Regions from separate parts of the Homo sapiens genome. Here region 1 is linked to region 2. The links are chromatin loops, found by intact Hi-C in ENCODE. Cell type or tissue: endothelial cell of umbilical vein. All regions are shown on one strand. Each heading gives the region's core, and the rest is flanking DNA. Links, peaks and the distances in the headings are about the cores only. Region 1 holds the start of TRT-CGT3-1 (tRNA-Thr (anticodon CGT) 3-1). Region 2 holds the start of SCAND3 (SCAN domain containing 3).

Region 1 (5,380 bases), core at 82-5,081, 59 kb before region 2:
AACCTCCGCCTCCCAGGTTCAAGTGATTCTCCTGCCTCAGCATCCCGAGTAGATGGGATTACAGGCCCCTGCCACCACGCCCGGCTAATTTTTGTATTTTTAGTGGAGATGGGGTTTCACCATATTGGCCAGGCTGGTCTTGAACTCCTGACCTCAGGTGATCCACCCACCTCCGCCTCCCAAAGTCCTGGGATTACAGGCGTGAGCCACCACTGCACCCAGACAAATTTCCCGTTTTTATTAGAACACCAGTTATATTGAATCAGGGGTTCACTTTACTCCGTATGACTTCAAGTTAACTAATTACCTCTTTGATTACCTTATTTCCAAATAAGATCACATTCTGAGGTACTGAGGGTAGGATTTAAACATGAATTTTCAGGGGACTAACAGCTACTAACTAGTAGTATAGTAAATCACCCTATTCTCAACAAAGAAAGCATAACTGAGGGTAATATGAAGTCACTGCAGTTGTGACAAATCCCCACGCTCCAGTATTGATATTCATATCCCTCAGTCAGCTGTCTTGGATTCTGATGTTAGTTGAGCACTTTTGCATCAAATTGGCTGGAGATCTCATGTGAATTATTTAGCCTTTCAATTCACTCACATATTTTTTTTTTCTTTTTGAGTGCAACTCTATTTGGAGGAGGATCCCACTGGGCTAGTGATATGGTTTGGCTGTGTCCTCACCCAAATTTCATCTTGAATTATAGCTCCCATAATTCCCACATGTTGCGGGAGGGACCCAGTGGGAGATAATAGAATCATAAGGGCTGTTTCCCCCATACTGTTCTCGTGGTAGTAAGTCTCACGAGGTCCAATAATTTTTTTTTTTTTTTTTTTTTTTGAGACGGAGTCTCACTCTGTCGCCCAGGCTGGAGTGCAGTGGTGTGATCTCGACTCACTGCATCCTCCACCTCTCGGGTTCAAGAAATTCTCCTGCCTTAGCCTCCTGAGTAGCTGGGATTACAGGCGCCCACCACCATGCCCGGCTAATTTTTGTATTTTTAGTAAAGACGGGGTTTCACCATGTTGGACAGGCTGGTCTCCAGCTCCTGACCTCAGGTGATCTGCCTGCCTCAGCCTCCCAAAGTGCTAGGATTATAGGCATGAGCCACTGCGCCCAGCCATATTCTTTATTTTGTTTAAATATCTTGGATTAACTTGAACGTATTCTAGGTGTGTTCAAGTACTAATTGTGACATTAGGGGGGAAAAATCTATTAGGACTTTTTCCAGCAAAAGTCAAAAAGAAATTTTAAAATTAGTTGAACTGGGCAATGTCAGAAATATACCTAAAACAAAGTATTATGCTTTGAACTTGATTACTGGGACCTGCTAGGCACTCAACTATCACATTGTACTTCTTTTATTGTGATACTGTTTCTTGTTTGATTTTTATCATCTGGCTACCTTGTGCCTAGTTGTGTCTACAGAAGTTATTTCAATGCCTGACACATAGTAGGTATTCAATACATCGTTCTTGTTGGAAAAAACTTGAACAATATTTCCCTGGACATGATGCCATCCCAGTTATATTTTAGTAACTGAAGTTAGTACAATCCTGATCATAAACAATTCAGCTGATTCAAATTCAGAAAGGCTATGATTCCTGGTCCTTATGATTTTGGGGGATGTTGCTTCCCAAACTCAGTAAATATACAGTAACTCTTAATACAGTAACTGTTAGTACAGGTCTAATCATAACAGTTTGTTAATCTATATTAAATTAAAACGTGACTATCTTGGTTAACAGGAAAATAAGTTTATATTCACTACAAAAACATTCTGAATGGGATACGAAATGGCAATGCTCCAAATTTTGGCTCAAGAGAGGAATTAAGAAAGACTTTAGGATTCAAGGGCATTATCCGGCCCAGAGCCCCTTACAGCCTTTGCCAGGTTAAATAGGGAATTTTGTAGTCCTCCCTGTTGTCTTTTTAACATGGCGGGGAAGCTGGGTAATGTGCAGAGACGCTTGCTTTATTTGGTGAACTCACTCCCTCACTTTGGCACCAGCCTCAGTACTAAGCAAAGGCAGAAAACTAGGATACAATCGTTAACAGTTTCAGAATGGATCTTAATTTGGGGATTTTTCAATCAATTAATGTTTGTTTAGCTTCTACAAGGTGCGGATCCATAAGGAAGATATTAGGAAACATCTAATTGAAGCTTGAAGAACCAAAATGAGGAAGGCAGAATTAGGAAAGACCCTGTCCGGTGACGCCTCCCCTTCTGGTTTCCATCTGTGCCCCCTCTCAGGAGCCGCGGGAACACAAGCCTCGAGCAGGCAAAGTCTCTTTGGATTTGAAATACAAAACCGTTAAGTGAGCTCCGACCAGGTCGCCTCCCAGCTGTCGCCTGCTTTCTCTAAAGCAGTGATCTGGCAGCTGTTTGGAGAGTCTGAACGCGTTAACAGTTTTTGTTTTTCAGCGCATCCGTGTGCTATCTTCTAATTGGCCAGAAAAGCCATTAATGTGATGAAAATTCTGAATGATCTGTTTTGCTAGAAAAGCTTTTCACTCCACTTTTAGAATCCAACCACTTGATGATTCGAAATCACCGCAATGCCATGGAATGTAAAAACTGCTCTCGCCACGTCTAGAGACCGATGCCTCTTCCTCCGCTGGGAACATGGTTCATCTCCACTCTCCGATTTCACGGTTTTATTTGCCCTCTGGGACGCGCTGACATTGTTCTAAGCACATTTTCTAAGTGATTGTGTGAGTGTGGGTGTGTTTTGTTGGACTTGAAGGGAGTCTAATTTCTAGAAGTTCCTTTCAGGAGTCTGCCTTTACTGCAAAGTTGATGTATTCGAAAACACAGTAACTCTTAATGGCAACAGAATTTGTCACCTAATTAAGTGCAATTCGGTCATAAAAGAAGCCACAGAATCAGCACGGCTGGCTCTGTGGCTTAGTTGGCTAAAGCGCCTGTCTCGTAAACAGGAGATCCTGGGTTCGAATCCCAGCGGGGCCTTAGGGTGTGCGTGTTTTTTTTTCTTTCCCCCTTTAATAAGGGCCGTCTGTTTTTGTAAATTTATCACAATTTTTAGTCTATAATCCTTAATCACAATATCAAGTCCACTGCATAGAGCTTTAATCTCTCCAATCTCTCTTCATTACACCTGCATCCTCAAAGACTATTAGTTTCTGATGATCTCCCAGACAGTTATATTGGAATTTCACCAAACTCAGGGGTTCAAGTTCAATCACGGATAAAAAATCTCTAAAATAAAATTGTAAAACTTTTAATTCAAAACATTAAAAATATATTCTTCTGGTTTCTCAAACTCCATGTTAACCTTGCTTAAAGTCCACATGGATGAAAAATGGTTGCAATTTATGGAACATTTACTAAGTTGCACTTTGTGTATTTTCTCACATGCTTTTAATTCCTAGAATATTCACTGAAGTAAACATTATTATGCCAATTTTACAGATTAAAAATGAAGTATCAGAAGGAAATAAACTTGCCCAAATCTTACAGCTGATAATCAAGCTAATATTTAAATCCAATATTTCTCAGTTACTTAAGTCAAAGTTATTTAAGTCAAAGTCTTAAGTAACAAATAATATTATTTATAAAAACAAACAGTATCCAGTGTGATTTAGAATAATGGTTCTTAAAATTTTATGGCACATGAACTCATTACATTATCTAAAAAAAAATTTTGTCTATAAACACACAGACACACACACACACAGACTTACGGACAAATTTTGCATATTCTTTTGAGATTTTCTCTGACCTCCTTAAGTTCTTGGGTGTCCATGTGCCACTGAAAAAAATCCATGACTTTCATAAATCAATAAACAGTAAATCGCAAATGAATGTTCAGAAAAAATAAGCTGTTTTAGGGACAGGGGTCATATTTTATTTCTTGACATTGATTTTTATAGTACTATCACTCCCTTCCCTTGGTTGATTTAAAGTGGGTTATTAGAAGCAGATTTCCCAACAGGAGTGTTATGACTCTGAGCCAGCATGCCAGTTTCAAAAAGTTATATTTCTGGATGTGAGATCACTGAAGTGAATTCTGAAAAGAATTCTATGTGGTCCATAAACACCTCTTAAAGCTAACTTCAAGCAGTGGAAGATATGCCTTCATCTGTTTTATGTGATAATTACGGAACTCTAGTCATCCCCTCATTCATTCCCAAAATTATTAATTCTATGCCTACTCACACCAAGGTGTGGAAAGGTAAACTGAACAGGCCTGGTCTCTATCCCAAAGGAGATAAGAGCTTAGTTGGGGGTGGGTGAATGGATAGAAGTTATTTATATAATGACAAACATAACATTGTGGCTATGATAAGTGCTGCAAAAAAAGAATGACTGTGATTTAGAACACACCGATGGGATTTGGTTTCATCAGGGAGATAAGAAGAGAGTCTTCAGTTGCAAAGAAAGAGGACAGCATAGGAAAGGGAGACAGAGCATAGGAAAACCCAGGCAGAGGAAGTTGGACAAAGTGCATTGGACTGGAAAAAAGCTGGTATGAGTACAGTGGGAAGGCCATGGGCAAGCAGCCTGAGAGATGGGATGCAGAAGGATAGGACGAAACTGTGTCAGAATTTTAGAGGCCATGCCAAGGAGTTTTAATTTTATATTAAGAGCAACCAAAATCCATGTGTAATTGAACATAAACACATTTCAAAAATTATGAGTGAAGAAAAAAATATAAGGTTTCAGATGTATTCTCCTATTTATTGTGTTCTTTTCAGAAAATAAATTTAAAATTAACTAGAAAAGCAGATAACCAGTAACATAATCAGAAGTGGAGAAAGTATAAATGTAAGAAATACTTAAAAGGAATTGGCATCAAGTTTTAGGGGGAAAACCCCCCAATTGAGAAAAAGCCTATATCTGCAACCTCAGGGGAGTTATTGCTCACAAATGACTCCTTTTCCAAATGTTTTAAGAGTAAAACTTCATCAGACAAGTACATCAATGCCTTTGTTTAATTTTTGATTAATAAGAAATAATCCTATCCTCTTTCTCTTTACTTAATGGTGATGAATTCACTAAGGTTTCAATGAGAATTTAGTTGTGCTTACTGGGAGTTCTCTCGAAAGTTTAGCTTTCTATTCTGTTTCTTATATAAAGTTCCGAGCTGCCAGAATAAGAGAGGCTGGAGTCAAGTCCTCTAAGGTCTTTTCATCCCCAAGGTGAATTATCTAAGGAGCCTTAAAAGAGCTTTGCAGTCCCCTCACACTCAGCAAAGAGCTGAGTCAGTCTCTGTGCAAACTTAGCAAACAACTTCTAAGTTTATGTACTGGACCACAGATTGAAAAGTGAAGTGGCTCTCAACTCAATCCAAAGATGCTTTCCTCCCTCTAGTGAGAGCAATGCTCATTCAATGGATCAAGTCACAC
Region 2 (5,380 bases), core at 126-5,125:
TTAGGATTTCTATTTGCTGATCATGTCATCAGCAAATGGAGTTAATTTCAATTCCTTTCCTATTAGGATGACTTTTATGTCTTTCTCTTATCTAATTGCTCTGGCTCTATAAAACTAATCTTTTGAGAGTTTTTATGATGAAAGGGTGTTGAATTTTGTCAAATACTTTTTCCGTATCTATGGATATAATCACATGGTTTTTATCCTTCATTTTTGTTAATGTGGTGTAACACATTTTTTGATATGGACAGATTTTAAAGTCTGTTTTAATTTCCTCAGGAAATCAGCTACCATTAATTTGCTTGGTCCTCTATTCTGAACACATCTTCTCTCGGCAGCTGATCATATTCTCAATCCTTAGCTGGATATCTTCTTTGGAAAAGAAGTTTTCCCAGGATATGCCTATACATCTTTGATGAAACTGTCAAAGAAAAAATGTACCAGATGGAGTTAAATAGGCAAGGAAGACTTTATTCCAGACAATTGCAATAGGGGAGAGAAATTAAATAAACTCAGATCCAAATACATCAGGGACAGCTGGGGATCTATAGCTAATAGTAAGGGTAAGACAACCATTTGATAGAAAGTGACTACGAGGAACTTGATTAGATATCAAGGGTGGAAAAAGAGAAACTTGATAGGATTTTGAGGTGAGGAATTCTTACTGAATTGGCTTAGCAAGATTCTTGCTAAAACTAGGCTCAACTGGATTATTTGCTGAAATTGGGCTGGACAAGCCAAGGATGGGACCTAGTTGAGAGGAGGGCTCAGAGGAACCTAACTAAAGTTTGTTCAAGGGTGGAGTTTTTATAAATACCCACGGGAATTTCCTCAGCTTCCTAAAGGAATTGGTAGACCCACAGAACATGTAAGGCATCAGGGGGAGCATCTACATATGCTCCCAGCCTCTCCCAGTGTTGGTGGCTGCTTCCGCCTCCTCATAGCAGCTGCTCCTTGGCCTTCTGTTCAGTTCTGGGTCACGTTGTGCAGGCACCATCTCCAATCAGGTCTTGTCCATTACCTTAATTTAGAGGCTTGGGATAAAGTCTGAGTTACTGGTTTGAGCTAGGATAAGTGGATGCTTGACGATGGATGTGATCATAATGATTACTTACAGTAACACAGGCAGGCTATGGTGTTGGTCGGAAGGATGGCTGGACTTATAAGCATCCCAAACAGGCAGAAGAGGCTGTTAGGCCATTAGGAAAAGGGAGAACACTTTGGGTGAGATCTCATCACGCTAACATCAACAAAGTGGAAAGAAGGTGGGGCCACACTAGCTAAGGCAACACCACAAGAAAATGTTATTTCCCTCTGCAATTAGCACCATTACAGACCATATGAAGTACAATCAAGCACACATAACGGGAGCCAAAATAATGCTTTCATGAATTTTGTAAACTTAGTTACAGAGTCTCTGTGTAACCAATGGTAATTCAAAATATGAGCTAATGAATTATTAATGGTTTAATGGACTTGGTGAAAGTAGGATTCGATTTGGTTTTTTGGTATGTATGCGAAAATCAAAATGTCAAAGTAAGAAATCTGAAAATAAATAATTGGATTTAAAGGTTGTCTCTTACATCATAGAAGAGATTAATTTGTACGAAACACAAATACTTGTTTCTAATTTAGTTCTTGTCCTCTCTGTCCTCTAGGGCACACCTTTCCCTCACCTTGACACCTCACATTTCCCACCTCATTCTAACAGCTAAATTAGTGTCTATAAGGAATTTTCCAGACCTTCCGGGTTTCATCAACTCTATCTCCAATTCAATCCTCGTCTACACACACAGTTCAGGGGAGGCAAGATAGCGGCTACATTTTCTGTTCTTGACCTTCAGCTCCAAGGGACTGTTTCCCGGATGCTTCGGACCGAGTGTTTGGTAGTGTCTGGGGAGGACTCGGTCAGGGAGCCCCCTCCTTTCACCCTGGTACTAGGAGCTGAAGAGGCGAGATGCCAGGCGAACGGCTGAAGGCAGAGGTCTTTTTACCCCCATCTCCCTTGTCTCCCACACAAGTTGTAGGGCCCCTCCACCGTGTCTGGTCCTGAATTGGGAATGCCAGCTCCCAGCGCGGCGAGGCCCAGGTCCGGTCCTAGGTGAGTTTTTCTCTCCGGCTGGAAGACTCGACGCCGTGGATACCAGGGACCCGAGCCCTCCGGGGCTGCTGGCTTTGGAGGGATTTCCAGACGTTGCAGTCGGGGTGAGCGGAGAGACTAAGAAGTACAGGGGACTAGAGAAAGCAGATGAGGGTGAATTGTCTCATCAAGATGGGGGATAGGGAAAAGGGGCGAGAAGTAACCCGGGGCGCAAGGTCCACAGCGAAAAAAAAAAAAAAAAACAAACAAAAAAACAAACAAAAGAAACACGCCCGAGACCAAGGCTCAGCCACTTTACACGCAGGACTTGGTTGTGGCAGCGAGGAGGGCTTCGAACCTAGGAAATTTTGAGGAAGCGTTTGTCTCCATCACAGGAATTGGGTTTCCACGTTGCTGCTGGAGCTTTTCGTAAGTCGATAAGAGCAGCATCTTTCTCTTTGTCTCCAAACCCGTGAATTTGATACGCTTTGAAAGCGTTCTTCTAGGCGAAAGAGCTTGGTACTTTCATGCTTGGATAGAAGGGGAGAGTTCAATACCGTGCACGCGACCACAAAGTTGTTTTCGACGAGAATTCGATGGGAAGCGGAGGAACGAATTTTTCCCACATTCAGAGGCCAAGCCAGGAACTGTAAAACGTTCACCTTTGAAAGGTCCCACCGAGATTCGAACTCGGATTGCTGGATTCAAAGTCCAGAGTGCTAACCATTACACCATGGGACCAACCACAAGGGTACAGTAGGTAAGTATAGTCGTGGTTAAATACCTCCTTGATAATAAACTTTCTAGTTCCGATCCGAAAGAGTTAGGTCAGGCTTCAGTGAGACTCACGCTGACAGGAAAGCTGACGCTTTGCTGCTGAAGAAGGAGTAACTGTCAAAATAAAATTCAGGGAGATCTCTTCACTCTTTCCTGCGCTTTTGTTGGGAGCATAAATTAGCTTCCAGAAATCAACCGGGGCAGATTTGTGAGGTCTGAAACTTAACAATTTAGAAAGTCCTCTTTAAGAAAAAGAACAGCTGTTATCAACATAAAATTATGGGTACTCTAAGGCCTGTATGATGTATCTGAGGATAAGCTGGAGTAGGGAGAGGAAGCTGTCTTAACTAATTTTCACTATACTAGCATACTTTTGCAAATCTTACAAAATATGTTTCATACAGAGCAACCTCTTCCCAAGGCCTTGGAAAGCACAGCGCAAGGAAAGGATCTTAACACACTTTAGCGAGACTCACGATAAACATCCCTCTGGGGTGCAGATCTTTTAGCAATATCTATCAAAATAGTCTCTTCTACAGCCACTAAAAAGAATGGGATAGACATGTAACACATGTTGGCTTGGCAGTTTCTGGGGGAGGATTTAAGTTTAAAACAAACCAAAAAAGCCCAGTAACTTGGTGAATTGTAGTCTAGTATGATTTAAGTTTTGCAAATTATAATGAGTTATAATTGTGACTCAGTTATATTTGTACATAATAATATTGTACTCAATTTTGTATGTACATTTTAAAAATAGGTTGGAGGTACATACAACAAACTCGGCATCAATTTTTCTGAGGAATGGAACTGAGGATGAAGAAACTTCACTTCTTGCCACGTTGACTTTTTAAATATTTGACTTTTTTTATAAGTGTCTATCACTGTTGTAGTAATTAACAAATGCAAATCTACAAAACAAAACAAACAAAACAGTAAGGCTCGTCAGTAAAGGACTTAGAAGTCATGCTTACTCCATGTTAACTGCCTACTGTGCTCAGCATGGCAGAGATCACTGCCTTGCAGAATGAGAAAAAGGTAGTAGAATCCCTGATTGCAAAGGATAGTTAGGGGGGGAAACAAAAGATAAGTTCAGCACGTTAAAAGTGACTGGGAAAATGATCTTTTCAGGGTTGGATGACACAGGCACACAGACAAAAATTTTATACAGAATTTTACTCAAGACCATTCACGGACTCTAAGCGTAAGATTTCTTTTTTATTTAGAGATTTCTAAAAGAGATGTTCTGATTATTCAAAGACTCTCTACTCAGAAATGCCAAAATGTGAGAAATCAACATGAGGACCACAGCAGAAGGAAACAGAGAATGGAGAAGGGAACCAGGCAGCAATTCAACAAATATTCCTTGGGCATCTCTGCGCTACCAGAGGTATGGAGGAACCCAGTGACTGCTTGAAAAGAATGTTCTGGTTACTCCACTCCAGTGATTCGCTAGGCGCTGATCAGCCGTCCAGATTTTGTTAGATTTCTGGGACCAGTTTCCCACAGTTGTTTAGTCACGGCTCTGTGCTCCGTGACTAAACAACTGAGGCTCATTCTCGGTGGTCTTGGTTTTCTAATCCGTAAAATGGAAACAATGGACTAACTCTTACATTTCTTTTTAAGTCTGATTTAGGGTGAAAGGGAAAGGTGAAAGTGGCCCGAAATTAACGAGGAAAGGCGGGGGACGATCCTACAGATTCGCTGACGTGGTAGTCCTTAGGGATGCTCCTCTCCATTTTGTTTCAGGTCGCTGCGGTGAGCACCACGGGTCTGAGTGCCAGCGATGGTTTATCACGGTGACAGGAAAACACAGACCAGCAGCATCTACTCCAGCACTACTCACACTGTGGAACTCTTTTCACCGTGATGCCAGATAACTAGGTAATTCCGGAGTTAATTCTCCGTCGTTTCCAGAGTACTTGCCTCCCCAGAATTACTGGTACCGTAGGTGTTTGCACAACCAGTGAGAAGACGGCACCACCTGGAATCCTAGAGCGGACCGGAAGTGAGCGTGGCTCACCGGGCCCGGCCGGAACCTACGGGCACAGCTGCGGGTGTGTCTGCGGAACCTCCACCTGAGCTGTAGAGTGTTTCCCTCGACCCACTAGTCTGGGTTCCACAGGGTCTGAGCTCCTCAGAGGTGGGAGCTGCGGCCGAGGGAAGGGTGCATGTGCGCGGCGACAATCGGGCCTCTTCCCCAGGCAGCTTGTGAGCCCCTCTCCCTCTCCGCCCTCGCCCAGGCTGCTCCGATCTTCGTTTCCTTGCCTAGGCTCATACACCCAGGCTTTATTTAGGGCCAAAGTATCCGTCATAACCTCGGTTTTCTGTCTCGCAAGTATCTTGCCGCTCAATTTGTGACCCTGAAGCTTTAGTGAGTCGCTCTGTGCTCACTATTTCTGGTCTTTTCAGAGGATGGCTTCACTTTCAATGGAATTGCCCGAGTAACTGCCCTGTGTTGTCACGTAAACAAGTCCTTTTAAACTGAGTCTGTAGTTGTCCTGTGTTGAGTGTTTTCTTATATCA

Evidence for each region. A loop is a pair of places that touch in the nucleus more often than their neighbours do. Peaks named below come from ENCODE experiments on the same cell type or tissue, not always from the same donor. Only the 100,000 strongest peaks of a DNase experiment are listed, where the experiment ranks them.
Region 1: it touches region 2 in a loop (3-fold over the local background); 11 of 110 quality-filtered maps call a loop at or near these places.

What each region holds. Positions count from the first base shown.
Region 1 is chr6:28,645,808-28,651,187 of GRCh38, reverse strand. TRT-CGT3-1 (tRNA-Thr (anticodon CGT) 3-1) reads left to right here and starts at 2,908; the gene lies at 2,908-2,981. LINC00533 (long intergenic non-protein coding RNA 533) reads left to right here. Exons shown (of 3, transcript NR_135285.1): 2 at 2,122-2,292; 3 at 2,537-2,902. It overlaps LOC105374996 (a long non-coding RNA gene), which reads right to left. Exons shown (of 3, transcript XR_926657.3): 2 at 3,716-3,783. In endothelial cell of umbilical vein, for the core only: no CTCF peak of the experiment used is centred there; a DNase peak (open chromatin) is centred at 2,887; H3K4me3 peaks cover 1,051 bases; H3K27ac peaks cover 235 bases; H3K27me3 peaks cover 238 bases.
Region 2 is chr6:28,586,820-28,592,199 of GRCh38, reverse strand. It overlaps SCAND3 (SCAN domain containing 3), which reads left to right and starts at 4,902. Exons shown (of 4, transcript NM_052923.2): 1 at 4,902-5,380. ZBED9-AS1 (ZBED9 antisense RNA 1) reads right to left here and starts at 4,822. Exons shown (of 2, transcript NR_186619.1): 1 at 4,468-4,822; 2 at 451-2,971. It overlaps TRQ-TTG2-1 (tRNA-Gln (anticodon TTG) 2-1), which reads right to left and starts at 2,821; the gene lies at 2,750-2,821. RefSeq lists enhancers at 2,235-2,914, 4,406-5,282. In endothelial cell of umbilical vein, for the core only: no CTCF peak of the experiment used is centred there; a DNase peak (open chromatin) is centred at 2,729; H3K4me3 peaks cover 616 bases; H3K27me3 peaks cover 1,476 bases.